7 separate regions of the Mus musculus genome follow, and all the other regions are linked to region 3. Evidence: chromatin loops called from intact Hi-C (ENCODE). Cell type or tissue: heart. All regions are shown on one strand.

Evidence for each region. Hi-C counts contacts between places; a loop is a spot of excess contacts. Peaks named below come from ENCODE experiments on the same cell type or tissue, not always from the same donor. Only the 100,000 strongest peaks of a DNase experiment are listed, where the experiment ranks them.
Region 1: a loop joins it to region 3, with 2.4 times the contacts of the local background. A loop is called at or near these places in 6 of 42 quality-filtered maps.
Region 2: a loop joins it to region 3, with 2.1 times the contacts of the local background. A loop is called at or near these places in 3 of 42 quality-filtered maps.
Region 4: it touches region 3 in a loop (3-fold over the local background); 3 of 42 quality-filtered maps call a loop at or near these places.
Region 5: it touches region 3 in a loop (1.9-fold over the local background); 9 of 42 quality-filtered maps call a loop at or near these places.
Region 6: it touches region 3 in a loop (2.1-fold over the local background); 6 of 42 quality-filtered maps call a loop at or near these places.
Region 7: it touches region 3 in a loop (3-fold over the local background); 12 of 42 quality-filtered maps call a loop at or near these places.

What each region holds. Positions count from the first base shown.
Region 1 is chr10:77,580,144-77,584,143 of GRCm38, forward strand. It overlaps Pttg1ip (pituitary tumor-transforming 1 interacting protein), which reads left to right and starts at 1,512. Exons shown (of 6, transcript NM_145925.3): 1 at 1,512-1,784. The coding sequence starts at 1,679. In heart, no CTCF peak of the experiment used is centred here; DNase peaks (open chromatin) are centred at 628, 1,528 and 3,948; H3K4me3 peaks cover 2,569 bases; H3K27ac peaks cover 2,416 bases.
Region 2 is chr10:77,280,928-77,284,927 of GRCm38, forward strand. No RefSeq gene overlaps it. Among named protein-coding and RNA genes, the nearest start is that of Pofut2, 24 kb to the left of the region's middle. In heart, CTCF peaks have their summits at 1,322 (motif pointing right) and 2,075 (motif pointing right); a DNase peak (open chromatin) is centred at 2,074; H3K27ac peaks cover 659 bases; H3K27me3 peaks cover 362 bases.
Region 3 is chr10:77,415,820-77,419,819 of GRCm38, forward strand. Adarb1 (adenosine deaminase, RNA-specific, B1) reads right to left here and starts at 2,454. Exons shown (of 11, transcript NM_001024837.2): 1 at 2,276-2,454. It overlaps Gm17769 (predicted gene, 17769), which reads left to right and starts at 2,557. Exons shown (of 1, transcript NR_027377.1): 1 at 2,557-4,000. In heart, no CTCF peak of the experiment used is centred here; DNase peaks (open chromatin) are centred at 312, 1,432, 1,692 and 2,482; H3K4me3 peaks cover 2,682 bases; H3K27ac peaks cover 1,977 bases.
Region 4 is chr10:77,469,031-77,473,030 of GRCm38, forward strand. It overlaps Gm35920 (a long non-coding RNA gene), which reads left to right. Exons shown (of 3, transcript XR_871849.2): 3 at 1,499-1,526. It overlaps Gm35983 (a long non-coding RNA gene), which reads left to right and starts at 1,565. Exons shown (of 4, transcript XR_380590.1): 1 at 1,565-1,593; 2 at 2,506-2,727; 3 at 2,829-2,991; 4 at 3,171-3,434. In heart, no CTCF peak of the experiment used is centred here; no DNase peak of the experiment used is centred here; H3K27ac peaks cover 885 bases.
Region 5 is chr10:77,355,767-77,359,766 of GRCm38, forward strand. Adarb1 (adenosine deaminase, RNA-specific, B1) reads right to left here. Exons shown (of 11, transcript NM_001024837.2): 2 at 3,801-3,969. Among named protein-coding and RNA genes, the nearest start is that of Adarb1, 61 kb to the right of the region's middle. In heart, a CTCF peak has its summit at 2,377; no DNase peak of the experiment used is centred here.
Region 6 is chr10:77,482,351-77,486,350 of GRCm38, forward strand. No RefSeq gene overlaps it. Among named protein-coding and RNA genes, the nearest start is that of Gm35983, 14 kb to the left of the region's middle. In heart, no CTCF peak of the experiment used is centred here; a DNase peak (open chromatin) is centred at 2,081; H3K4me3 peaks cover 581 bases; H3K27ac peaks cover 3,295 bases.
Region 7 is chr10:77,507,916-77,511,915 of GRCm38, forward strand. All of the region lies in intron 2 of Fam207a (family with sequence similarity 207, member A), which reads right to left. Among named protein-coding and RNA genes, the nearest start is that of Fam207a, 5.9 kb to the right of the region's middle. In heart, a CTCF peak has its summit at 1,943 (motif pointing left); DNase peaks (open chromatin) are centred at 66, 866, 1,936 and 2,776; H3K27ac peaks cover 1,115 bases.

The DNA of each region.
Region 1 (4,000 bases), 160 kb after region 3:
CCTTGCCTTAGAGACTCTGACCACTAACTGGAGGGGGGCGTGTCCTTTGTCCCACTCATTTCCCACCCAGATCCCGCACTGCACTAACCAGGGCCCTGCTAAACTTCCCTTGCTCTGGACCAGCTCAGTGATACAAAGACCCTGAGTCCTCCCAAGCTCAGGAATTGAAATCCCACCAATCCTCATCCTGGAAATCTCCACGGGAAGCCCCACCCCCAAGAAATCCTATATAAGCTCTGCCTTTGGCTTCGTTCTCTGCTGCTTTTCACCCTAGCAGAATTAGCTGCCCTCCTGTTTTTGTTGTTGTTGTTGCTGTTGTTTGTTTGCTTTTTTTCCCTCTCCATAAATCTCTTGTGTGCCTCATGTGTCGTGTGACTTTGTGGTATTCCTTGGCTCCCAATTGCCAGGAAGCCTCTCTAGCAGAGCTGTAACATTTTCCCCGGAACAGAACTTGGCTGGGGAAAACCTGCCTGGCCGAAGTAAAGCTGTAACGCTTTCACTGGGGAAAGCCTCCCTCTGGCAAAGCAGAATTGTTACACTTTGGCTGGAGAAGTCTTCCTCTGCAGAGCAGACCTGTGACACTTTCCATGGGAACCCCCTCCTGCAGCAGAACTGTTATACTTCCTTTGGGAAAACCTTCTGCCGCAGCACCAGGAGTGGAGCTGGAACGCTTCAAGCCTTTCCCTTCAGAGTTGCAACACTTACAGTCATAACTAGCTTGTATCAAATGGACATAAAGCTGGTGGGCTCAAGCTTGTATCCTATTTTGCTTACTCCTACTGGAGTCTGGGTCTTTAATGAGTCGAGAAACTTGGGATCCAGAGTCCCGCATTGATCTTTTTGGTGTCTGGCTATCTAGGTCTCTGGTTCATGCACAATCAAGCAGGGAAGGTACCCTCTTACTCAAAGCTCCTGTGTCTTCAAGTTTGCGTCCCCAGTCACTATCAATAAGGATTTGTTTTGTTTTCTTTGAGTCAGGGTCTCATTGGTTAAGGAAGACCTTGAACTTCTGATCCTTCCAATGCTCCACCCCCAAGTGCTGAGATGATAGGTGTGTGTTATCACGACTCATTTGTGAGGTTCTGAGGATGGAACTCGGAGGCTTTGTGCATGCATTGGTTGCCAGGCAAGCAATTCTACCATCTAAGCTACACCCTCCACATTCCCTCAGTGATTTAAACGCCTTTCAGTAACAAGTTCGAGACAGCTTGGATGCTGTTTTAACGTAAATCCACAAAACCTGCCCTCTGGACACGCATACGGCTCTGGCAGAGAATTAACAGGACTGGCAGAGGTTTCCAAGGGTTGGCGGCTACAGAGCAGTTGTGTTAGGCAGAGCAGCTGAGCCTCAGAACCCGCCTCAGAGTCCAGCAGCTCCATTCCAGAGCAAGTGGCAAAGCTTCGCTGTCCACTGCCCAGCCTAGTAGTCTACTACGCACGCGCGCTGCTCTGACGCTCCGGTTATTGCTCCCTCCCCGCAGTTCCAGCAGCGCGCAGGCGTGCTAAGCCTCAGCTGCGCCCGTAGGCGGGCGGAGGTCAGGGGGCGGAGCCAGCGGCTGCGCACTCGCAAGCTCCGCCCGTCTGGCTAGCTTACGGAGGCGGAGCGCTTACTGTGGAAACATCCTAGCTCGGCGTTGGAGTTGAGTCGCCTGAGGTCCCCGCCGACGACGCACTCACCATGGCGCCTGCTAACCTTGGGCTGACGCCGCACTGGGTGATGCTCCTCGGTGCCGTGCTGCTGTTGCTTCTGTCCGGAGCCTCCGCGCAGGAACCTCCGAGAGTGGGTAAGGCCCGTGGGCCTAGGGGCCGAGGAGTAGGAGGAGGGCGGCCGGGTCGGATCCAGGGCGGAGTCCAGCCCGCGGGCTTGGCTGCCTCTGCGCTCACGCCCTCCCTTGAAGCTGGGTAAGGCAGCCAGCCTCTGCTGGAAGTTAACGTCGTGCCCTGAGGCACGAAAGACTCGGCTAGTCGGAACCGACGCCTCGGCACCTGCTTAGCATCTCGGGGACCATCTGCATTCCAGCACTGTTTTTGTTTGAGGGGAATCAGGGAGCTGACAAGTTGTGTCCAAGACTGAGGCTTGGTCAACTTTGACCTTTGTACGCTCGCTAGAGTTGATGAGGCGCTGCAAGAGAGTATTTTTGTTAGCTCAGGCTCTCTCAAGGTGTCTTTACACTCTAGCCTGTCACGGTGTGTTTTCTCTTTGTGACCTTTTGCCAGTTGTCGCGTCTCTCTGTTTAAGTTTCTTATCTGCTCCCAGGTATGCCTAGGACCGGTCTGGGACTGCCTCACTCCTGCTACCTTGGTGAGGGTGACTAAAGGAGCTGACCCTGGCCGCCCCGGGGAACTTGGGGCTAGATTCTCCAGTAAGGACTTTATGCCAGGCAGAGTGTTGGGGAGCCTGTGGAGACCCAGGACCCTTCCCAGTGTCTCAAGGGTGTCTGCTGCGATACTGGGGGGAGGGGGGGGGGCACGAACCTTCACCTGTTACCAACCACCACGTGTTAGGTGTAAGGATTCTACTCCTTGACATTCTATAGGGAGATAGCTGATGTTTAAAACGGCTAGTCTTTACAAGGAATTTGCATAAATTTACATTACCGTATCCTGTATCCCAAAACTCGCCTTTTTTTGTTGTTTGAGACTGGGTTCAGGCTGGTTTTGAACTTTTTTGTTTGTTTTTTCGAGACAGTGTGTCTCTGTGTAGCCCTGGCTGTCCTGGAACTCACTCTGTAGACCAGGCTGGCCTTGAACTCAGAGATCCGCCTGCCTCTGCCTCCCTAGTGCTGGGATTAAAGGCGTGTGCCACCACGCCCAGCTTGGTTTTGAACTTAAAGGTGTCTGCCTGCCTCTGCCTCTCAAATGCTGACCATAAAGCATTTGCCCTGCCTGGCAAAACTCACCCTTTAAATATTTTTTGTGTGCTTCACAGAACCTGTAGTAGATTATAGATCCGTAGAGTGAAATTTGCGACATTGAGGACACTTTGACAGGGCTTTTGGACCCTCTACTAATGGCGTGTGGAGTCACTGTCTCTGAGCTTCATCTTGGGAAAACAGTCCCTAAAAGGGCTGCAGTGGTGTTAGGAACACTAAGACACAGTGATGGCTGGTGCAGGTCTCCAAGTAGTGGGTCCTTACTGAACACCCCAGTTTGTAGAGGAATCTGCAGTTCCCCTCCCTCTGTCCCTGAGGAACCTGCCTTAGTGAACTGTATTATTCAATACTGCATACATGCCTTTTGGGGTGTCCTGCCCCTCCTTTTCTCAAACAGTGCAGTGTTGAGGACTACTTTGTCAAGCAAGTGTACTCCCAACATGACATTCGAGATGTCCTCTGAGTTCTGAATTCTGTCACCAGAGTGGGCACTCTTAAGCCCTTTCAAGTTCATTTCACTTGGGGGCACAGGAGATGGCAGCATGTTTCATAGGTTTACAATGAGTAAGGTTCACTTCCTTAGTTTCCACAATTATTCCTTTCCCACATGTAGGTGTGTCTTTTTGTCCTGAGGACCTGAGTCGACTCACCCGAAACGTCAAGGACCCACTCAGAAGCGAGTCACTATTTATTGCCTTTCCATTTAGTTATTAAATGAGTCTGAAAGTTCTTTAATAATGAGTAAATAGCTATTCTAAACTGAACTCTAAGCCACAGTGCCTCAGAGTCAGGACATCCGTGATCAGCATTGAGAAACCACAAGGACATTGTTCCTATCTCCAGTGTGTGGTTGGCTGTGTCCCGTGATGAGGTGAGAGATACTGTGTGTGGCCTCCCTGAAATGTGAGCCACGGGGCAGCAGGTTGTCAGTGTTTCCTTCCTTGCCACATGAGTCTGGGAGTTACTTCAGCCAGAATGCCTGCCATTGATGCTCTCCGGTACACAAGGTCTGTGGAGGAGGAGGGCTGGCCCCTGGGGATTCAGACTGCCAAGTAATGGGCAGGGCCAGCATGGCCATTCTCAGGGACTCAGGGGCTCAGGGTGTGTTTCTTGGAACTCAGTCTTTC
Region 2 (4,000 bases), 130 kb before region 3:
AAACCTAACACCTTAACTGTCACCCAAGTGTCCATAGTCTATAACAACACTGACCCCCTGCCCCTAGCAGCAAAGGCCACCTTCCACCCTCATCTGCACAAATCTTGCATACCTCACAGCTCCCTAGCTTGGACATGCTGTGGGCCACCAGGCACTTGGCCTGGGAGGTCAGGTGCCTCTCTTGTCTGACCTGGGTACCTTGGTGCAGCCAGGGAAAGCCCAGATGCTCTTTTAGCCACCTGAGTACCCAAGGGAGATACAACCCTCCATCAGAGGATGTAAGACCCAGAGCACTGTTGAAGAGCCAGAGGTACGTCTGGGTACGTCTGGGGCAATCAACTCTGTGAGGGGCAAACTTGACAGACTCCTCCTCCTCCTCCTCCTCCTTCTCCTCCTCCTCCTCCTCCTCCTCCTCCTCCTCCTCCTCCTCCTCCTCCTCCTCCTCCTCCTCCTTCTTCTTCTTCTTCTCTCTCTCTCTCTCTCTCTCTCTCTCTCTCTCTCTCTCTCTCTCTCAGACTCCGTAGAGAGCCATTTCTCCTTGTAGTCTGTCCGGAGAGGATAGGGAGAAGGGCTAGTTGGTGACAGTTCTACTAAAACCATTGTCATCTAAGGTCCTCTGAGAAGGGACAGTAATGGATTCACTTTGAAGGAGGACCTGTTCTCAGTAGCAAACAAATAGCTTTATAATGAGGCTCTAGGAATTAAGACCACTTCATGAACTATCAAACCAGTAAAAGCATTTACTGAGCTACAAAGTGTGACTCCCAGAACCCACAGTAAGGTGGAAAGGAAAAAACTAACCTAACAAGGTTGTCCTGAGTCCCGCATGGACAGGCTGTGACATGTGTCCAAATACACACAGGCACACACAGATTCATGCACACACACACACACACACACACACACACACACACACACAACACAATTTGAAAATTAGAAAAATGATTTTGTAGAAAAACTTAACAGGGTTTAAGACAAAGGTTTTTAGGCTTTTCATCCTCCAGGCATGTTTTTGGTGTCTGGCTGCAGAGTCTGTCACATAGGATGGTATCCGCTCTATCTGGTATACAGAGTTAATATTTACTTAAAGATTTACAGATAAGACTATGTGCTAAGTGCACGTGCATGCTGAATTCCAAAGAGTTTAAGTATTAAGACATTACTAGAATTTTGAATTTCAAAAAAAATTAATTTTTTTCCATATCCTAAGCTTTAATAGGTAAAAAGAACTAACAGCTAATAGAACTAAAAGTGCTAACAGGAAAGTTTATGATTCCTAGGAAATTTTTTAAAATGTAAGCTTTATTTATTTATTATGTATAGTGCTCTACCTGCATGTATGCCTGCAGGCCAGAAGAGGGCACCAGATCCCGTTACAGATGGTTGTGAGCTACCATGTGGTTGCTGGGAATTGAACTCAGGACCTCTGGAAGAGCAGCCAGTGCTCTTAACCCCTGAGCCATCTCTCCAGCCCAGGGTACTCTATATCAGTCTATGGATTGTGCTTTTGTTATAAGTAAAGCTATAAGCAAAGTTATGAATGTTCTAAACCATTACCTGTTTATAACCATAGAACAAGATATGTATGTTTTAAGCTGATTATACCAAAAAAGATACTTATAGGATTTCCCAAGATCAAAATTTAGTGCACAGGTCTTCTCTGTCTTCATGTGAATGCATGTTTTGCCTGCATGTATGTATGTGCACCATGTATGAGCCTGCTATGTACAGCAGCCAGAAGACGGTGTCGGAGCCCCTGGAACTGGAGTTACAGATGATTGTGAACCACTGTGTACTGGGAACTGGACCTGGGTCCTCTGCAGGAGCTGCAAATGCTCCTGATTATCAGCTGAGTCATCTCTCCACCTCCTCTACACTCAGAGTTGGTAGAGGGGGTATTTTTACACTGCCTTTCCTCCCTAGATGTCACCAAACTGGCCCAGGTCATGCCATCCCATTGCCACAGAGTAAGTAATCAGTAATGCTGTCAGGAAAAGCGCAAGATCTGAACACCCTACCAAAATCAAGAACTAGAGTCCCAAGGATCGTGGAGGTGCTTGTGCATGTTACTATCCCTCCACTAGGTGGCGCTGTTGCTTACCTTTCTGCCTCGATTCCCCTGCTCTTGGTCTTGGTAGGCACAGGAGAGTGGTTCCTTTTCTGAACTCATGTTCCTGGACTCCACATATCAATCAAATAACAGACAACTAGGAGACAGTGTTCCAACGCACTGGGCGAGAAATGGATGGGGGAGATTCTGCTGGGGGTTTAGTGTTTAGAATCTCAACAGGAAATTGTACCTTGGGAATGAATATGGTGACCCCGACCCCTGAAAAAATTTGCCTCTGGGTATGGTAATCTGTCCCCATGGTCTTCTGTGCACATGCACGCTTTCTGGCTTCTGTTTCAACTTTTCTGAAGTTGTAATACTGTTGTAGGCAAGGCAGAAACAAACTGGGAATTTCTTCCCTGAGTTTTGCCAAACTATAGATAAATTCACTCATATATATATGTATATATACACACGCACACACATACACACACATATATATAAATTCACTCATATATATAGTTTCTCTCCCTGTGGCCAGCACAACCAAGCTATATGGTCAGGGGCTTGTGCGCTTCACCTAGTTCTGGAATCCCAAGGACCGTCCTGCTGTTCCCATGGTTTTTGTGTTGCTGGAAATATCATGGTGATGCAGTGTGCAGCCTTTTGAGACCAGCCTGTCACTTGAGGCTCTTCCTCACCTTCTCAGGACTTGAAAGCTTGTGTCTTTCACCACTAATTCATGTCCTTTCGCCTGGATGCATTAACGTATACATCCATTTGTCTACTGAAGGGCTTGTTGGCCCCTTCAGTTTGGGGCAATTATAAATAAAGCTGCTGTTGTTACCAGAATTTACCATTTCTACTGCTTGGCACTCTGCCCAAAGCCAGGGAGACAGTAACATAACTAAGTGAGAGGAAGTAAATTCGAGGCCAATGAAAGGGCAAAGGAAAACATTTTCCCTCTCACATCTCCACCTGAGGGGCACTGCTCAGGTCTCCCCTTCTTCCGTGTGGGTTCCTGAGATCAACTCAGGTCTAAAGTCATCCCAGAACCAAGATCTAAGTTTTCTCCTGTTCCCCCTACCTCAGGAGTTCAGTACTTTTATGGTTTATGTCTAGATTCTGTTTTATATGTGGGTGTCCAGTTGCTTCTGCACCATTTGTTATTTTGTGTTAGCAACCTTTGTTCCTTTGTCAAAGAGCAGCTGAGGACGATCAGTTAGCAACAGGGCTCTGTGTTCTTCCACTGATTGTTTCTCTTTCGCATATGTCACCATGGCCACCTGTACTTGCTTTAACAGGGCCCTCCATCTCTTCTCCTATGCAGTGCCTGCCTCCTGGGATTCTCAGGCATTTCCATTCAGAGTGAGAGGCCCTGGTTGTGAGCACCTGGCAGCAAAGGCACACACAGCCCTGTTCCTCCAGGCAGGCAGGCAGGCAGGCACTCAGCATGTCCCTCAGCTCTGAAAATATTTCTTGCTACTGCTGTTTCTCTCACTGAGACAGGAGGAGACCACCACAAGTCCACACTGGCCCTTTGACCTGTTTTCCAACTAAAAGCAAGCATTGGATAGCTTTGTCATCAAACACCAAGTCAGACTCCAAGGCCAGAATATTCATAGACTAGTCCCTTTCAAGACACCACACGAGTAACAAAGCCAACTGAGAGTCATTACTGCAGAAGGAAAGTAATTAAGCAGGCTTTACCTGCTCATGGCTGACCTCAGCATTTTGGAGGCCACGGGGCTGAGCCATGTATTGTGTGCTTCCTAGTAACTCTAACAGATCCTGACACAGGTTAACAGTTGCTTAGGTACTCTGCAGAACATTGAAGGCTGTGCAGAGAATTGAAGGCTGCTTTTGAGGGGGTGGGGGAAAGCTGTAACTATCTGATAGTGATTAGTATGGAATAAAAGGCATATTGTCTGTCCCCTCTGCTGTCCTAAC
Region 3 (4,000 bases):
GGGTTTAAAGGATTTTTTTTATTCCAAAAAATTCTAAAGCAGTTTAAATGCTTTACGGCACATAAACTTACAAAGAAGTGAATTTGCCTATGAGCCAAGATGTGCTTTCAGGATGATGTTATTTCTTGGTAGCTAATCTTCCTGTCTGGGCCTACCAGCAATGACTGAATGGACACATCATGGAAGATACGCGTCATCAGTTTCTCTCTTCAACAATGTCCTTGCAGAAAGGTCTCCTTTGCTCCTTCCAACTGGAGCGTCACAGCTGACGTGGAAGTAGCTGAGTGTGCCCAGTTTCTGAAACCCCTTGACATCTAACAGGCATGGAGAACACATTCCTTTCAAAGCCTGTGGACTCCACCTCCCCACCACTGTGGGATCACAGCACCCAGCCCAGTGTGTCTCATCCACTATTTATCAAGCTCCTGTTGTGGAGGCCCATGCTGTGAATCTGCCCCTTGGAGGATCCTGTACCAAGGGACCATTAATTCTCTCATTCCAAAAGGAGCTGTCCCAACCTACCTTCTGCCTCCTTTTTTTTCTCTCTTTCCCTCCAGGGAACTGTCTCAAGGAAGAAGGGTAAAGAAGTTTCATCCATCCCCGGAGAAAGAAAAAACAAAAAACAAAAACAGCTGGCTTTTACAAACAGTTTTGTCTTGAGACAAAAACAGGTTTGGAAAAATGCAGCTTCCTTTCAAAGGAACAAAGAGGGTTAATACATTATTCCTATTCTCAGTAAAAACTAATGTTTGATCATCTTAATTACCGCACCTACCAGTAAAAAGACCAAGTTTGCTATCGGGCTTCTTTTCGTTATACTTCCAGAATGGAATACAATAAATGATTTTCAAAAAAAGAAAAAAAAAAAGGATGCCCTCATCAGAAGTAACCCAAACCTGCTAGGTGAAAACACTGACCTCCAACCAGACACTCCAGTGCGGATATCCCCCTCATAAATCCCGAACGGAACACTTTTCTGGTCCTCCAAAGGCGACTCCGGCGCCACTAGTCTAGCGTCCACAGCCCCATCTGACATTTCCCTTGCACACAGACACCACACAGTGATTTTCCTCTTGCCTATGTGTGCGCGTCAAAATTCACCTCCAACCCCTAATGTCCCAGATGGCTCCCACAAACAGCAGACGCGCTGGGTACTCGCGCTGGGTACTCGGAACTTCGTCTCCCAGGCGCTCGGCGCCCATGTGGGCTCTGAGCCCTCGGAAGGGGCATGGACCACCAAAAAAGCAGCCTGCCTCACCTAGGTTACGGTGTCCACCCCGTGGGAGCGCAGTGTCTCCTTTGCAGGACACAAGATGCTCTCACTGGGCGTAGCTTTCCCTCTGTGGGATATAGGGTTAGGGTCTCCCTCCTCGGAGTTCAGAGTATACTCTGCAGGGCACAGGGTTCCCTCCCTGTGCCCTTCCTCTGGGCGCCGTCTCGCCTCTGCGGAGCACATGGTCCCTTCTGCAGGGCACAAAGTCCCCATCCCCTGGTGCAGCTTCCTCTCCTCAGAGCACAGGGTTCCCACCCCCCAGCCTGAGCTTAGCCTCCCTTCTGCTAGGCACTGGTCCCTTCTGCAGAATACAGAGCTCAACCTTTCCTCTACCAAGCACATGGTCCCTTCTGCAGGGCACAGGGTCCCCATCCCCGGACACAGATTCAGAGTGACACAGGGTGTCTCTTCTCAGGGCGCAGCTTTCCTTTTGCAGGGCACAGGTCCCCTCTCTAGGATACAGGGTCCCCATCCCCGGACGCAGCTTTCCTTCTGCAGGGCACAAGGTCCCCCTCCCGGTGTGCAGTGTCCCCTGTGCTGGGTAAAGGTCCCTTCCCGGGGTACAGGGTCCCCTCCCCGGAGCACAGGTCCCCTCCGCCCGGTACACCATTCCCCTCCCCGGGCGCAGTCTCCTCTCTGATGGGCACAGGTCCCCTCCCTGGAGTACAGGGTCCTCTCCGCGGGCACAACCTCCTGTCCGAGAGGCGCACGGTCGGCTCGCCGCGGCGCAGCGCATCCCACGCGGACGCGGCGCCTCCAGGAGCGGACGAGCCGTCCTGGGCGCAGCCTCCTCCTGCAGCGCAGCGCATCCAAGAGGACCGCGGCCCGCCCTCCGCGCGCCGCCCGGGATGCGCCAGGGACCCCGCAGCTCGCCGCGGGCCCGGGCCCCGCACCATAGGGTCTGGGGTCGGTGGTCAGGTCCGCGGCCGCCGGCGCTGCGCGGCCTCAGCCACCTGCCCCGCGCTTACATAAACGCGGCCGCCCGCGTCCCCGCCGCCTTACCTCCGCTCACGCTGCGCCCGCGGGCTGCCGGCGTCTGGCTCTGGGCGCTGCGGCGGCCTCGGCTAGCCCCGCGGCCCCAGCTAGGAGCCCCTCGCCGCCGCCTCAGCCTCAGCCACCTCAGCCTCAGCCGCTGCCTCAGCCTCTGCCTCTAGCCTCGGCGCCGGCGGCTCCGCCCCCTCGGCTCGCCCCGCCCCAGCCGCCGCAGCCGCGCGCGCGTGCTCGCTTGCAGGGGTGGAGCCAGCGCTCCACGCTGACGTGCGCGCCTCCTGCCCGGAGCCGACGTCCGGACTCGCTCGCGGCGGCGGGAACTGCGAGGGTTAGCGGTTAGAACCAAAACAGGTCGTGCGTCGCTAGGGAGACTCGAAGCGGAAGGGAGCCTCCGACACGCACCGAGAAGATCGACGGGGGCGGGGTTCTCGAACTCGCGGGCAGGAGCCTCGGATGGGACCTAAGGGGACAGGTGGGACCAAGGATCCTAGAGATCCTGTGGGATCTGGGAATGGGGCAGGGAAAATCAGAGCGAAGCCACTGAAGTGCGACTGTGACCGCCGCTTGAAGACCTACTACACCCCGTACGTGGTACCCTGGCATCCCGCAAGAATCGTCCCTGGGCCTTCGTCCAGTTTTGAGAGCTGGCCCTGGCCACTGACACCCACCTCCGTAGACCTTGAAAATAAGTAGGGAGAGGAGCAGGGACATGATTTTGTGAAGCAGGGTGTCTACTGGTGGTCACTAGAAATGATGGCCGGTTTTTAACCTAGACCCCAGGGTCAAGTTCAGGCTCTGCCACCTCTTAGGCATACCAGATGTGTCTTGTGCTTGCATTGTCTGTTTCCACGTTTGTTTAAAAAGAAAAAGGTCTAGTAAAAGACAAGTGCAGGTAGGTAAAGTACTGTGTCGAGCATCCAAGATGTGGTCAACAACTTGTGTGGTTCCTCGCCAGATTGTCTTAACCTGGGGTGCTATGCCCAGAACGGGGCCTGGAGAGGTCCAGAATCGGAAGCATGAACTGACCACAGGAGTAGTGTTGTAGCCGGTCCACATCTGCTTCCATCACAAAAACATGTCCTTTGGACCAGCTAGCCACTCAATGAATTCTTCAGCCTGCCTAAAAGGTGGGCACCAGGCAGTGCCTACGGGTGCACTTGTTGGCAAGTAAGTAGAGATCATCACTCTTGGAACACCTACCAGGATGTCAAGCTTCACATACAAGTATGTGCACAAGGACAAATGTGTCTGTTTCTAGGTATCACACTACCCCAGAACTTAGTAACTTAAAGTCATGGTTTGTAAGTCTGATGAATAGCAGCTTTTATGCAGTGTTCAGCTGGTTTGGTTCATCTCTGCTTCATAGATGACCTCACTCCCTTATGTCATGTGTTACCTACTGTTAGTAAGCTAGCTCTCGTTGCTTCTCATAATGGCTGTGGTTTGGCCACAAGAGAGCAAGTTCCAGCCTTTTCATCCCCTGTGCACATCACCTGTGTTCCTGTGACTCATTGACTGAATTGAAGATGCTGATCTGACACAAGTACATATGAGAGACAGAGATCTGGACAAAGGAAGTATGCTCATCTGAGATGGTCGCTTTGATAGATCTTTGGTTCATTGTGGATTGTTACAGCAAAAACAGAACTCTGCGGTCTCAACCAGGATTAAGTGGAATGACCTTCTTTCTCTGCTGTGTACACTGCCAAAAAAACTAGCTTGAAGTGAAGATAACAG
Region 4 (4,000 bases), 53 kb after region 3:
GGGACTTATCGCCCTAATGGTATTCTTCAAGACATTGGTAAATGCTCAGGCTGAAGCAATAACTAAGGGTTAACCATTCCTGGGGTCATAACAGACCCCTGTTTGTCCTCTTCTCTGGGCCTTGGAGAGCAACCTGGCTTCCAGGCCCTACCCTATGTGAGCATAGCAAGGCCCGAGGCCTCTGTGTGCAGACAGCAGTCAGTGTGTAGGATGCTGTTCCTGAGGCCTCTGCATGCAGAGCTGGATGCCCAGCCAGTTCCCTCACGCAGCCAGGTCCCAAGTCTGACCCTGACAACATTTTGTTCTTCTCTTCTGTGAGATGGGCTGCTCACACTGGGTGTACTCCAGAAAATGCATCGTGATTTAGCTTCTAGAACTATGCTTGCCCCACCCTTGCTCCCCCAGGCCTGGTTCTGCTGTGCCAACCGGAGTCCCAGAGAGCCATGTCACTGAGCAGGAAACAGGGCTTCTCCAGCCCCACACCCAGGCGAGAATCTGGAAAATGCTCTCACAGGGCAGATCACTGCAACGCTTCAGTGGGCTTTGGCTAGCTGCGGAACCTTAGGCTTCCTGGAACCAAATAAACATGTGGCCCAGGATATCAAGTTTATAAGGAGACAGGCAAGCCAGGTATGATGGTGCACACCTGTAATCCCAGCACTTGGGAGGCTGAGGCAGGAGGGTGAGCTGGAACATCTATAGTGAAAACCTTGTCTCAAAGAACGAGCCCACTTTATACACACTCAGAGGTAAATCACACACCCACCCACTTACCAGACACCCCCACAGTGTCTCTCATGCATGCATCCAAGGGCAGGCCCCCATCTCAGCACCATAGCACATTTATAGAAACACAGAAATGTCATTTTTTTCATATAAGCCCACACAGCCTTCTTGTTGCTGATGCTCTCATGTATGACAACAGTCCACAAACATCTTTTCTCCCACTGTACTCTCCTCATGCCTCGCAGTCCAAGGCCACCAGAGAGCTGGGACTGGTGACAAACAGGCAGGGTGGGCAGGAGGCAGGGTTATTATATACAAATGAATAAGGAGGTAGGTTTAACTGGTCTCAGGAGCAGGCTCTACGGGAGAGCATTCTTTAAACTATACATATCTGGGGGGAGAAGGCGACGGGGGACATTTTCTGCACACAGACCAGAGGAAAGCTTCACCATGCCTCTGAGCGGCGTTCACTCCCTGAAGGCTTTGCTGCTCCCGTGGGTGTGAGGCATAGGGGTGTGGGGTGTGGTCCCCATAGGCTCATATTTGTGAATGTTTGGCTCCCAGTTGGTGGCCTGTTTGGGAAGGATTAGGTATAGCCTTGCTGGAGGAAGTGTGTCACTGGAGGTGGACCACAAGATTGCAAAAGCCCACACAAGGCTCAGTGTCTGTCTCTGTCTCTGTCTCTGTATGTGTCTAGCTCTCTCTGTGTCTCTCTGCTTCTCTGTCTCTGTCTGTTCATCTGTCTCTGCCTCTCTCTGCCTTTTGTTTGCAGATCAGATGCAAGCTCTCAGCTACTGTTCCAACGCCATGCCTGCCAACAGCCATGCTCCCTGCCATGACGCTCCTGAGCTCACACCCTCTGAAACTGTAAGCTAGTCCCCAGCTAAATGCTATTACATGTTGCCTTGGTCATGGTGTCTCTTCTCAGCAATGGAGTAGCAACCAATCCCTGACATGGCCTCGATCCTGTCAAAACCATACACTCATCTGGGACTCCATCCCCTCCCTCCAGCCTGGCACCAACTAGAACCATGGCACTTTATTTACCATGTACTGCCCCAATCAGATATCCATCCAAACAGTGAGTGAACTGTTCCACGACTTCTAAGGTCCATGTGTTCAGCTCAGGTGTCTTGTCAAGCTGAGAACCCAATGGGTTGGCAGGCTGCATGCAGGATGGCTCCCTCCCAAGGCTGGCAGGAGGCCTCACCCTACCACCTGTCCCCAGTGCTACCCTAGACTGCAGCCTGGAGTTTCACAACCTTGCCTTGAAAGTGGCAGTTGCTTGTGCCTGTCACACACATTTGGCAAATGAGGGCCACTTAAGTGTTAACATGGGGACAGGTGCCAACGGCGTGAAGAGCCATCCTGGAGGACAGCTGCATCCAGCTTGGCCACCTCTGGGGTCCTAAGGTCTTGTTCCAGTGAACCAAAGAATGAAGTCTCAGCCTCCTTTCTCAGCCATTCAGAGATCATGATCCCTCAGGAATGAGGCTGAGGAGGCACCTGTGTCCTCTTCACGGGTCACTCTTTTGTCCCTTAGGAAGGAGGGATGGAGAAAAATACCTGTATCCTCGCGACAAAGCTTCTCACCAAGGAAGAACTTGTGTCAGGAGCCTTGGTGGCCTCCAGCAGGGGTGGGGTGCACAACGCCCTACAGGGTCAGAGAGGAGTGAGGTGACCAGCTGCATGCCAGCTATGCCCATGTGACCCCATGGCTTTGAGCAGGTAGAAAGAGTGACCTTTTAGTGCCTCAGTTTCCCCATTTTCTCAAAGCAGGCAACATGGGCACCTGGCAGAGGTACTTGGGGAAGAGGAAGACTATGAGTTCAGCCTGGCCACCTGCAAGAGTGCTGGGCTGAGCCTGTGGTGACTTCTCAGCCCTGGTCTTGTTGGTGTGAACTGCACAGCCCACTGTGGACTTCCTGCCTTTCAGCACTGGCTCGGGACATGGAGGCGCGCTACCATCGCAAGCCAAGAATGACGTGCACATTTTTCTAGGTGTGTATAGTGGAAACAAAACCAAAATATTAGCACAAGGCTAAGTTTGTTTTACAGCAGCAGTGATCTATAGCGGTACTTGTTTGAATTTGTCTAAACAGCTTTCCCGATGCTCACAGACACTGCCAGCTTCCTGCCCACTGTCCCCTGGGGCTCCAAGGATAATCTCTTCAGCTGACACCCAGAAGACAGACACCCTTCAACAAAAGATCACCCTAACAATGTCCAGGATCCCCAAGCCCTGCTACCTCCTTGCATGGCTGGGTATGAAAAAAATCCAGGCTGGGTCTGTCCCACTTAGGGTTGCAATAGAGCCCAAGGGTACCCTGGCCTCTGAATGCTTGATAGTTACGGTCCCCTCTACTGGGTAGAGGAAGAGGCAGGGGCTCGATAGCATATCCCCATTCTTTCTGAACACTGACAACAGTGACTTTTATCCACAGGTCCCATGGCACCAACTCAGCCCCTCAGACACTTGAGTTCTGGGTTGCAAACTTCTTCTTAAACCCACGAGAAACCACCCAGCCAGGAGAAGCTGCTCTAGGGATGGCTACAGAGATGCTCTACAGCACCGTCACCCTCCCAGGAACTCAGCCTAGAAAGAGATGAGAAGCAGGCAGCCATCTGTGTGTGGGAGCTGAGCTCACGGGCTAGTGACTGACAGGTGTTGACAGAGACCCAGAGCCACAAACAACTTTAAGCCTGTTTCCCAAGCTCTCGTCATCACTGGTCCCGCCTTGAGAGAAGCACTCATCACCACAGTAGAGACAGCAAAGTGTCACATGGCTCAGAGAGAGCAAAGAACTCCTGGAGGAGGGTGGGAGAGCCAGTGGAGACTTTGGGAGAGACTTGGCCGGCGAGTGTGCAGTGCTCACTGGACAGCTAAGACTAGCATGTTATACTCGGTGAACGAATGTTATACTACACTGTCCTCCACTATGAGGACAGCTCAAACCCCTGTTACACTCACACTCGGTGGGACTCTCATAAGGCTCCCCACGCCATGTGCTCTGCTGACAGCTGCTGACAGTGACTGTCCTAGCATCTATTGCTGGCCTAAGGTTTGTTCCTCAGTGTCTTTCCCTGATATTTGAGGCTCAACAATTAAGCCAGGCCGTATGACCAGTGAACCCCAGAGATCAGCTTGCCTCTGCTTCCCCAGTGTAGAGATTACAAATGTATACCCAATTCTTAATTTTTTAACATACATTAATTAATTAACTAATTAATTAATTTTATGTGAGTCCACTGTTGCTGTTTTCAGACACACCAG
Region 5 (4,000 bases), 60 kb before region 3:
GTTTCATCCAGGGAAGCCTGGTATGGATATATTTCTTAGGTGTAGCTATTAGTTACAGATAAAATGGCAAGTAAGTGATCCTAAAACTCTAGGGTGACAGGGACTGCTGAGAAAGCTACTCTAGTTCTCCGTAAAGCAGCAGTGCAGACAGCAGTGATCTTCCGCAGCCCTTCTGATCTGCTGTGGTACATGAAAGTTTTCTGTAAATGAGGGCGAGTTAATAGGGCTGGAAGAAAATGCACTGCTCTTTTGTGGGACTCCCACAACGGTTCGTTTTTGTGCCCCCATATGATGGTTTCTTTCCACTAGTAAGCAAGGAACCAGCTCTTGAGTGGCCAATACCTCTGATCCAGTGCAGTCCTGAAACGGGCCATGTGAGGTGTGTCAGTTCCAATGGCTGAGGGTCCTGTCCCCAGAGCCTCAAGCCCAGGCCTCTGGAGGTCCTGTCTGGCCAGTTCCAAGTCAGAGTTCTCATAACCTGTCCTCAGAGAGCTCCCAGGACTCAGAGAAACACTTTACTCATACTTAGAGTTTCTTGGTTATTTTTAGTTTATATGTCAGGGTATTTTGCGTACATGAATGTCCATGTACCATGTGCAAGCCTGGTGCCTACGGAGGCTAGAAGACACTGGATGCCCCGGAATTGGACTTATAGTTATGAGCCACCATGCGTATGCTGGGATTGAACTCAGGTCCTCTAAAAGATCAACCTTTTACCACTAAGCCATCACTCCAGCTTCCAGTTTCTTTAAAACAAATTATAATTATTTATTTCTGTGTGTGTGTGGGTGCGTGCGTGCATGAAGGTTTGTGCATGTACACATGGACATGTGAGCACACACACACACACTCACACACCCCTCAGAGGATTATTTGTATGAGGTTAGTTAGATCACTTCTACCATGTGTATCCCAGTGATCAAACTCAGGTTTCCAGGCTTGGCAACAAGCACTTTTACCTACTGAGAAACCTTACCAGCCTTGCATTCCCTATAATGAATATTTTGAAGGAAATAATCAAAGAGCCCATGAACAGGTTCCTAGGGCAAGACTGGGAAGGGTCCTGTGCATAGGAGCTCTGTTTCTTAGGGTTCTGGGTACACTCCTCCCAGCTCATGGATGAGTTTTCATTCACCTTCCAGACTACTGCCCCGGCAGCCCCTGTATTAGCCCTGGAGTCCTCTGAGCACCAGTTCCTGGAGGTGTTCCTGATCTTGGCCAGGTCGTCATGAGAACTGTGGATCACGCACCAGGCAGGCAGACAGCTGGACTGTGAGAGCAGGCAGTGGGAAGGGAGTCCAGCTGCGGCAACAGATGAAGGTATGGGGGTTTGGTCATCAGTGATGCAGGCAGGTCTTCTAGGCTTCAAAGATGCGCAAGACCCTCCCAAAACAGAACTGTGTGTTGTTCTGTGATGACCAACCTTGACTGTCAACTTGACTACATCTGGAATCAACTCAAAACCAAGCAGCTGAGCACACCTGGGAGGGGTTTTCTTGACTGGATCATGTGAAGTGGGAAGACCCACTTCAGTCTGGGCCACACCTTCTGGTGGCAGCCCACATGAAAGGTCATGGAAGGAGGACACTTCTGCTTTTGCCTACTCGCCCTCACCCTCACTGTTCATCTATCCTGTTGCTGAGGCATTCCTTTGCTGGTATTAGAGCCTGCTTTTCCAGGATGCTTTAGGACAGACGGAAGACTGGCAGCTTTCTAGGAATCCTCTGAGATATCTGACCTCATGGACTGAACAACTACTACATTCTTGACCTTTCTGTTAGGAGACAGCCAGTGTCTGACAAGCAAGACTACAGCCTGAAAACTACTTGAAGAAATCCCTTTTCACATACAGATGATCATTCTATCTGTTCTTGTTCCTCTAGAGAACCCTGACTAGTACACACACCAAAAGCTGTCCACGTGAGCTACGCCAAGGCCTACTGGTGTTTTATACACAAGCACAATGATGTTTACATATCTTTATTGTGTGTTTTTCAGCAATGCAACCATTGTGGAAAGGACAAAGGATTGCACCATCTCAACAGGGAACCCCAGTACTTGATACCTCTGTCAGAAGCAATCCCTGAGCTATATACCACTTTTAAAAGACCATGCCAAGGTAGCACAGCCACCCTGCCGGCACTAGACGCAAAGTCCCCAGGACCGTGCCACACCTGTCTGAGGCGGGTACCTGTTATGAAGTAGTAGATGTGGTAACCAAGAGAAGGAGGACTAGTGTAGCCCAAAGCTTACATGTTTATTTTACTTCAAACCAGGTGAAAAAAAATCAAAACACCAAACTGTTTACAATATTAGCTCGCTTCACCTGAGGTAAAAGCAACACACTGTGTCTACACTGCTGCTAGCGTTGATTCATAGAGCCAGTAGGAGGAGACAACGCTCAGAGTTTAGCACTCCGGCCTTTAGCTTTACTTCCTGGGCACATGCTTCATGGGGTGCCTTGTGGCCTGACTTTGCTGTATTTCCTTAAGAACAACAGTGCAAAGGGATATAAATAGCTCATCCTGCTGCTTCACATACATGACCGAATCAATGCAACGCTTTACCTATGAGGCATGTTAAAAACAGGCGGTCATTAGCGGAGCTCAAAGTGGCGTTGTGAACCCTTCCTTAGTCTCCAGACTCACTTCAGCTCTGGGATCTGCAGTGTCTCTCAGAAAACTCTGGTTACAGATAAACTGACTTCACATTCCAATGGAGCTCAAAGATGGGCTATCCGTGAAAATAAAACTGACTGCCGGCACATCAGTGATAAAGGGGATTGCGGTTTTGTTCTTCCCGCCTCTTGCCTGTCCGTGTCCCACAAAAAGATCAGCATCAGATGTGGATGAAACCGAATCTCTTTTAAAGCTCCCGGTTTCTTTCTGGGACATTTGTGGGCACAGGAAGGGTCTTAGTACGAATTCAAAACCCAGTGGTCAGAAGCGAGCCCACTGCTGCTCCCCAAACACAGTGATGTCAGGAGCTGTTCTGCTTTGCCCACATGTACATCCTTGGGAACTGCACCTACTGCCTTGACTCTGACTGCTACCCAAGGCTCTCTAGTCGGCAGTGCAGGCTAGCCTTGATGTTCAGTGGATGGCTCACACTGGAGCTGCCACACAGGGGTGCCTCTCAACTTCAGCCTGTAAGTGAGGAAGCAGCAAAGCCAGGAACGTGCTAGGACTACACGTGCTGAGCACCCTTGGACTGCCATAGTCCTCCCAGCCTCCCTCACTTCCACACCGAGAAGAAACTTCTTTTATATTGGCTGTAACTGAGTTACCTTCATACTAGCGCTTTTACAAGAACAGATGCTACCCTGACTGACAGCCATAAAGACTAAACACCAAAGAAATTCAAAGAAAAAAGTGGTAAGTGGTAAAAGGCTCTCATGAGGCATGCCCAGTACCAGGTACCAAGCACTGGCTTTATCAACAGTGATGAAGTTGAGGCAGCCCCGAGCACAGCTGAAGGGATGTGAGGTCTAAAGATGATCTGTGGCCACAGGAAGACGCGTGTGAACTAGCTCAGGGTAACACTGTGGCCACAGGAAGACGCGTGTGAACTAGCTCAGGGTAACAATCTGTGCTGGGATTATTCAGGAAAATGCATTTCAACAGCAAGTCAAAGGACTTAATTAAACTTTTTCCCCCCACTTAAAAAGACAGGACTTTGCTATACATCCCAGGCTTCCTGTCTCAGTCTCCTGAGGGCTTGGAACTCAGGCCTCTGCCACCACACCTTGCACAAGTCACCTTTGGTCAGATTTTAAGAGATTCTAAAAAGGTTTTACTTACCTTGAATTTGTTTAGTTTTTGTCTCAAATCCTGAGGCAAAACTCCTTCAGGGCAAGCAAAGTGAGCTCATTGCTCCGCAGCACTAAAATAGCAAGCGTGATGCACTGGGCTGACGAGCTTCCTTTAGCCACACCTTGGGCTCTCCATGTCCAGCCTGACACACTTCACTCTGTAATAAAAGATTCAGTTACTTGGCACTT
Region 6 (4,000 bases), 67 kb after region 3:
TTTCTTATAAAGTCCAGGACTAACAACCAAGGGATGGCACCACTCGAAATGGGTCCTCCCACCCTAATTGATCACTAATTGAGAAAATGCCTTACAGCTGGATCTCATGGAGGCATTTCCTCAAGGGAGGCTCCTTTCTCTGTGATAACTCCAGCTTGTGTCAAGTTGACACACAAAACCAGTCAGTACACTGTGATAGACATGGCCAGTGAGTGCCTCCTGTATCTTCTGGGCTTTGGGGTGGTGACAATTGGTGGTCTTGGCTCAAGTGAATAGTCCCTTCCTGGCATCTAGGATTGGACCTTTAGGAAGATTAGAATCCTTTGATAGGTCCAACTCCAGTCTCCTGGGTGTTTGTGGCCAAGGACAAATTATGAGAGGCTGGGTAGCTTCTCCCCAGAGTAGAGGACAGGATAGTCTCTGTGGATAGGACGTCCTTCCCCTCAGCTCTCCCAGTTACCCAACCTCCATTAATCTAGGAAGCATGTGTAACCCAGCCTTGGCTAGTGGGGAACAGGTGGACATTGTTGGTGAATCTCTGAGAAAGCCATCACAAGGGGACATCACAGCGTTTCCTGGCCCTCTGACCATTTCCCCTCTGCCCAGTTCATTCCTGCCTAGACTGCGTGAATATGAGCGTTGCGGCACTGGCAGATGCTCTAGTATGAGAAGAACAGGACAGGTATCCAGGCTGTGGGCAACAGTGGGCAGCTCTCCAGATTTCTCATTGACAGACCACGCTGCATTTTGGGCACCAGATGTATGTGTGGTGCATAAGCAGCTTGTAGATGGCCAATGGAATTGCTGGCTTCCTTGGAATTCCTGGGTGGACTGCATCTCATCACAGCCTGTTTGCCATGTGAATATCATGGACCAGTGTCCTGTCCCTAGGAGGCAGAAGAGTACAGGACCCAGGCTCTGGTCAACCACCTGCCCTCCTGACTGGAGTCTCAAGTGCAGCTGCTCAGCCTCCATATCTTACAGACTGCCCTGTGCTCTTTCTGCCCTTGGAGCTGGGCTTCGTTCACACCCAGAAAACCTGGGAAGAGCTGTCCATAGATGAAGCTGGGCAGAAAGTGGAATGCTTTGGACAGTTAGAGGTGAGTCCTCAAGGGAAGAACAGGCCCTGAGGACAGACAGAAGGACAGACAGAAAAGCTGGTGACTGAACTACAGGCCATGTGCAGAGACACTCCAAAGGGAATATGGACGCTGCTCCTTCCCACAGGCCCAGCCTATGCCCGTGTTCCTGAGAACACAGGGCAGAAGCTAAGATGGGGAACCTCAGTTTCCCCCTGTTGTGGCCTTCTCTTCCAGATGGCATGGACTGACTACACAGACATGGAGGCCACTCATACTCCAGAGGAATGACAGACACTGCCAGGCCTCTGGTTCTGGGGGCCAGTAAGAAACTCTAGAAGAGTATTCAGTGCTCTTGCCTGCTGAGCCATCTCTCCAGCCCCCTGTTGTGGCATTCTTAATCTTGAGGCAGATTAAATCCACACCTCAATGATCCTGTAACTACATTATCTTAACAGATTTGGAAGAAAAAACACATGAGCTGGGGCTCTATTTAAAATAAGGCAGGTGTTGGGGCTGGAGGGATGGCTCATTTGTGAAGTACACTGGCTGTTCTTGCAAAGGACCTGGGTTCAACTCCCAGCAACCACACTGTGGCTCAAAACCGTCAATAACCCTAGCTCCAGGGGATCTGTCACATTCTTCTGAACTCCACAGGCACCAAGCATCCACCTGATGCACAGATATGCATGCATGCAGGCAAAACACCCATCCACATAAAATAAAAATGTTTTTTAAATAAATAGAGTAGGTGGTCTCAGGGCCAGGGCTCAGCCCAGGCACCCACAAGTGACTTCAAAGAGAATTCAGAGGCCTGCCTGCTATCACCAGAGCCAGCCGGCTGCATAACATCCTGGAAGCACACGCTGATAGTGCTCTCTGGAAACGGGCCACGGGGGTGGCTGAGAACCAGAGGCTGGGGCCCCTCCCTGCCCATAGCTGCCAGGCCATGTTCGGGAGCCACATGTGGACCAGGCCTGGGCATCAGCCAGCACCTCCCAGGGTCTCATGGAGATGTTATCAATGTTCGAGGAACATTCCAGAAGAAACGCGCCTGGTGTTTATTTAACACTTGGCTTCTAAGCAGCACAGAAGCCTATGAGATGTCAGCCTGGGCTGCCGCACAGCCTGGGAGCCGTGCACATGCCTGTGTCTCACACACCCCAGCACCCGCCATCCAGGTCAAGCCTCCGGGAGGCTCGTTCTTCGCTTAGCCTGACCAAATGTCTCGGGCTGTAGTGCTTGGCCTGATGGCCCTGATGGGTACAGTTGTCTGCTGAGGGCAGCCAGTAGTTTACAATTCCAGCCTGTGGTGGGTGGGGTGGCTACTCTACAGTTTACCACAGTCAGGAACCCGAGGAATGTCAGCTGCAGCACGCGCCCATAGCCTGCTCCTTTCCTTCCCAGCTTATGTGCAGCCCCTCTTGCTGGAAAACCCCCAGTTCCCTCCAAAAGTAGGGTGCCCATGGCCCAGGCAGCAGGAAAGGGAAGTCCCTGAGCAGAGGGGGTCTGTGAGCCGTCTGAAAGGTAAAGCGCCCTCTATTAATTTATTCCATCATTCATTCATTCATGCCATCATTCATTCATCTGATGACAGGGCACTGCCCATGGCTTACAGACCGTGGGAAAATGAATAACTACTCTAGAATAAAGGGCACACTGCATAGATGTGTGTGCGACACGCAGCTGTACCCTCCAACTGCTGTGTCCTTCCCCCAGGCCCCTGGCTCTCCAGTATCACTGTCATCTCACCCAAGACCTCTCCTCTCAACCCAGTATGGTTCTAAGGACTGCCCACCTCAGAGAGAGAATTGCTAAAAACCCAGGTGCCGAGATGCTAAGACCAATTTCCCATTCTGAGAGACCTCACACTCTCAGAAGGGTCAAGAGTTTGGGCAAACTTGGAAATGGAGTCTTTGCAGATGTAGTTGAGAATACAGAGTCAGGTGGGACACTCATGCGATCCCAAGGGTTGATAAGCTGAGGCAGGAGGTTTGCCACAAGTTTGAGGCCAACCTGGGCTACATAGTAAGACCCTGTCTCAACAACAAGAAATATGTTCAGGTCAGAGGGCCCTAAGTCTAGCGTGACTGTTCTGAGCGCATGGATGCAAGCAAACACATTTTCCTCTCCCCTCCACACCCCTAAATCCTGGGATCAGAGCAGAGAGGAGCAGTGTGGGGCGGGGCTGTGAGCATCCAGTCTCCAGACCGGTTCATTATGTCACCTGGTTGGAAAGAGGCTCCCACCACCCCGCTGTTTGGTCACTCCAACGTGGTTCTAAACTCTCAGAGCAGTACCAAGCCCTGGGAGACTCCTATTCCTCCAAGTATCTAAGGCTGCTGGAGCAGAGGAAACCCGAGTGGGGAGCTCCATGCATTGATTTACTGTATTTTCATCTGAATCAAAGGCCAGCTTTAATTTATCCCAGTGAACAAGGATAAGCTGTGTGGTCTGCGCAGGCTCAGGGGGCTGTGTTTTAGCAGGCTGGCAGCTAGGAACACCAGAGTGGAGATGTAAGGGGGAGAGGAGACTGAGGTCATGTGACTGGCAGCTGAGAGGTCCCTTAAGAGTCCCAATCCCCAGGGCTCTGGATGGCCTCCCTCCCAACTACCACACACCCCAGTAAGAGTGGGGCTGACAGGCCCAGTTCTGCTTAGGACAGAAGAAACTCCATGCTCAGGTCTGGGCTCAATGGGGACAATCGCTTAGCTGAGAGTCCTATGCTCTGAGGCCACCAACTTTCCTTCCTGTCCTGAGCATGCTTTGTAGAAATACCTGGGGAGAGATCTGTCCCTGCTGGCGTGGCCCCATGGTGATGACATCACACCACAGAGCAATACTCAGTTCATGCGACTGAAAATCAGAGGACTCAAATGTCCCATACAAGGACAGGCTCCCAAAGACATAACCTCACTGGT
Region 7 (4,000 bases), 92 kb after region 3:
GGAGATGTAACCAGCAGCCCTCCCAGGATGCTCAATAGTCACAGCGCGGAGGGAGAGGGGCAAGCATTCTGTGTTGGTCAGCTTTCTAGTACTGTGACAAAATAGCTCAGATAAGCAGCACTGGAAAAGCCGTGTGCACCCGGGTGAGAGAATGGGTTTCAGAATAAAAGGCAGTGGGCTGGAGAGCTTGGGCAGTATTAGTGCTCAAGCCTGACAGTGTTTGAACCCTGCACCAGCAGACAGCAACAGTCAACTCTCTCACACTGCTGTGTGACCTCGAAACACATGAGGCTTGCTCTTGTGCACATACACATATATGCACTACACACACAGACTAGTAATAAGACATGCAGTTAAACTGTAAAAAGGAGGAAGGGCTAGGTATCTGTGAGGGATTGTCTAATGAGGCTAAATGAGGTGGGAGGAATTACCCTAAATACAGGCAGAGCCTTCCACCCATGGCCTGGAGCCCTGGACTGCAGAAAAGGAGAGAGTGAGTTGAACACAGTATCCATTGCTCTCTGCCTCCTGACTGTGGACAGGGGCAGTGGCTCAGGAAGGCATCTGGGTACCAACGGGCCAGGAAAACCGTACAATGTCCCTGGGGTTGCCAAGACCCTCCCCCCCCCCAAAAAATGGCACCTCCTTGAAGCTACCTATCGTCAGGTGAGGTGGCCTGGGATACAGCACAGAGACAATTCTCTGAGTACCCAAAGGCTGAAGGACCAGGTGGGTCCTGAAATCAAATGGGCATGCGGCTCTGAACAATGGAGCATGCAGTAGGCCCCACGTGATGTCACACACAGGACCCACACTAGACCAGGCTTAGCAGGTCACCAAGGCAGGGTCAGGTGTCCCTGCTGATGCTTATCCCTTTTCATACAACTCCAAGTAGAGGCAGGGCCCTAATGGTCAAGCCTCTGCTACAGGGCTGGCTTTGTACTTACAGAGCTAAGGCCAGGCCTCTAGCAGGACACGGAGAAGGAGCCGTATCCAAGTATCCTCAAGACTCAGCATGCCAGGACCCCAAGAGCCCTATACACCAGGTCCAATCTCCTGGGGCCTAGAGATAATAGTCCCACAAGAGTTCTGGGCCGGACCACCAGCACAGAAGGGCAATTCCTGCTGGGTAGAGGTGGGCACTCAACATGGTCCACTCACTGCAGAGCACAGGAGGCACACAGGCAGTGTGGTTGGCTGGTGAGCCCACACACATATTCTACTACATGTTCTGCTACTGCGTGTTTAAACTGTTTATATGGCCTTAAAACAGGCAGCTTTAGCCTGATGAAAGTGTGGCCCGTTCTGCTATTTGGAACATGTCCCTGTCCCAATTACAGATGCAGCCTTGTTTCCTTACTAACTTAGGCCAGCTGTTAAGCTCAAGCTCTGGAAAGAGAATCTGATAGGTCATGGCACCTTATATACTAAAGCTGCAGGAAGGACAGAACCAGGCCCCGGCTGGCTCCCGGCTGGCACATACAATCACTTCCGCATCACACTCCACAACTAGGTAACTGAGGACCCAAGGAATGTCACTGGAAGGGACACACAGAAAGAGTTACTGGACCGTGTTTGTCAACATGGTGTTTGGCATCTCTACAAGATTTGTCCACCAGTATGTCAGCCTAGCACCCCACAGCTCAGCAGCCAGCACACACACAACACGGCAGCCAAGGTCAACTCATGCTGTGACTTGCTCCTAGAGCTTGTTCCCGTGACTCCCTGCTCTGTGCAAAGGCTAAGCCTGGGAGTGGAATAGAGACGGTGATGCACATCCTACTGGCTGCCATAGCTCTGACTTCACAGCAGTCTTCTAAACAATTCCTAAAGAAACTCCTCCTCTGAGGGTTCCACACACAGAAGGAAGTCGCTTGCTGAGGTCCCCTGCCCCAGGACCTAGGAAGGAAATGAGGTTCTGCTGCCCTCTGCTGGCCAGAGTCACAGAGGCCTGCTGCTCATAGGAGGGGGAGCCTGAAAACGCACATTCACACTCTGCTAAGCACAGGGGAGGTCAGGGTCTGAAAAGATACAACCAACCAATGGGGCAGGAGCCTGTCATGATGCCTGAGGAGACCATGGAGTGCACTCTGGGTTTCCTGGGGCCACCTCACCCTGCCTAGGGCTCTTAATGACCTCTTTCCCCCACGCCTCCCAGTGGCCTTTGCCCCATGATCGAGAGCGACTGGTGGGGTGGTTTCCGTGCTTCTCACAGCCTCCCCCACCTGGCTCTGCTCTCCTCCTCTGCAGGACTTGCCTCAGCCTGCCCACGGCTCGGAGCTAGAGTCCAGATGATAATCTGGAAAACGGATTGGTTTGTTTTCTGCGGTCTTCTAGTGTGCGGGCACAGAGAACTGGAAATAAAATCTAAATGTGTGCTTGCAGACTTTCTTCTCTGAACAGCACACGGTCACGTTCTAGCTTCGTGCCCAAGGTCAGCAAAGGCGGCCCCAGACAGCATACTGTGACCATCTGCCAGGCAGCAGCACGACCAGGCTCACTGTACCAGCTCAAGCCTTCTGCACACCAGGTAACACACCACGTGCAGGATGGGGGTGGGAGAAAGACTGCTTCATGCTGTCTGCCACAACTCCTTCCACACCGGCCAAATGAGCAGGCAGGGGAACCACAGGCCACTTCACGGGAGGATTGCACAGGCAAGACCCTCTATCCCATAGGACAAAGCTGAGTTTATTGGCCGGGGACAGGGTATCTCCAGACCAGCCTCACTCCTTTTCCCAGGGCAAGAGGTGAGGACACATAAGTCAGAAGCCCCACAGCACAGCTGCAGAGCCCAGCACCTCCCAGGCAGAGATCTTGTCTGCCACAGGAAGATAAGCTCAGGGAAGCAGGAAGGGGGCTGGTCCCCAAGGTACCAACAGAAAGATGAGAGCTGCCACCAGCAAAGCACTCACAGGGACACTGGCCATGCCACCTCCTGGGGCTACAAGCCTGTACATGGTATGGCAGCCCGTGTGTACATAAGACGGTCATGGCGATGTCTAGTCTCTTCAGGACCATTCATTGCACTTAGAGCTACCTCAGTTCCTGGGCTAAGTGTCGAGTTGTTTCTGAGACAGGGGCAAGAGGCACTGCAGTGACCCATACATAAAGCACCCACAGGCAGTGCGTGCGCCCCTGAAACCAGCAGGTCACTGAGATGACTATGGAGCTGTGTACGAAGTCCTCAGTAAATGTGTATTGTCCACATGGTGGGCATCGGGGACCCCAAGGCCTCAGACCCACAGAAACAGCAAAGGCTTCTGGTCCAAGTACAGTGCTTACCACTGATCAGTGAGTACAGAAACCACCAACTACACCTTCAGCCTTGCAGATGACTGCAGCGTGAGACTGCTGCCCTACAGAGAGCCCTTGGTCTGGCTATTTGGTGCTTGACACAAGCTAGACTCATCAGAGGAGCCTCCAATGAGAATATGCTTCCATAAGACAAGGCTGTAGGCAATGCTGTACAGGACTTTCTTAAACAGTGATCAATGTGGGAGGGCCCAGCCCACTGTGGGTGGTGCCATCCCTGGGCAGGTGGTCCTAAGATCTATAAGAAAGCAGGCTGAGCAAACCATGGGTAGGTCATGGTGTTTCGTCACATCAGTAGAAACCCTACGACACCCTGAGTTCCCAGACTGCCTACGTGTCCTCCATCAGAGAGAACACAGCCTGCCAGAGGCTTTCTTGTCCGTGTGTCTGTCCTTTCTTCTGCATTGCCCCGGTCAGGTTTGAGCACCAAGTCATGCCCGATGCAGCGAGAGACTGAATCAAGGACTCAGCTCCCTTTGTGACCACTCTGACACAAGTCAGGTGTCCCTCCACCTGCCTGGCTCAGAGACTAAGCTGACCACGAACAGAAGTAGCCAGTACCAAGAACACAGAAGGTACCAGGCAGCCAGAAGAATCATGCGGAGAGGGGTCTGAGAGAGTGGTCTGAGATGCGGACCCGGAACCCTGGGAGACGAAGGCTTTGACCGTCTCAGCCAAGTCAGAG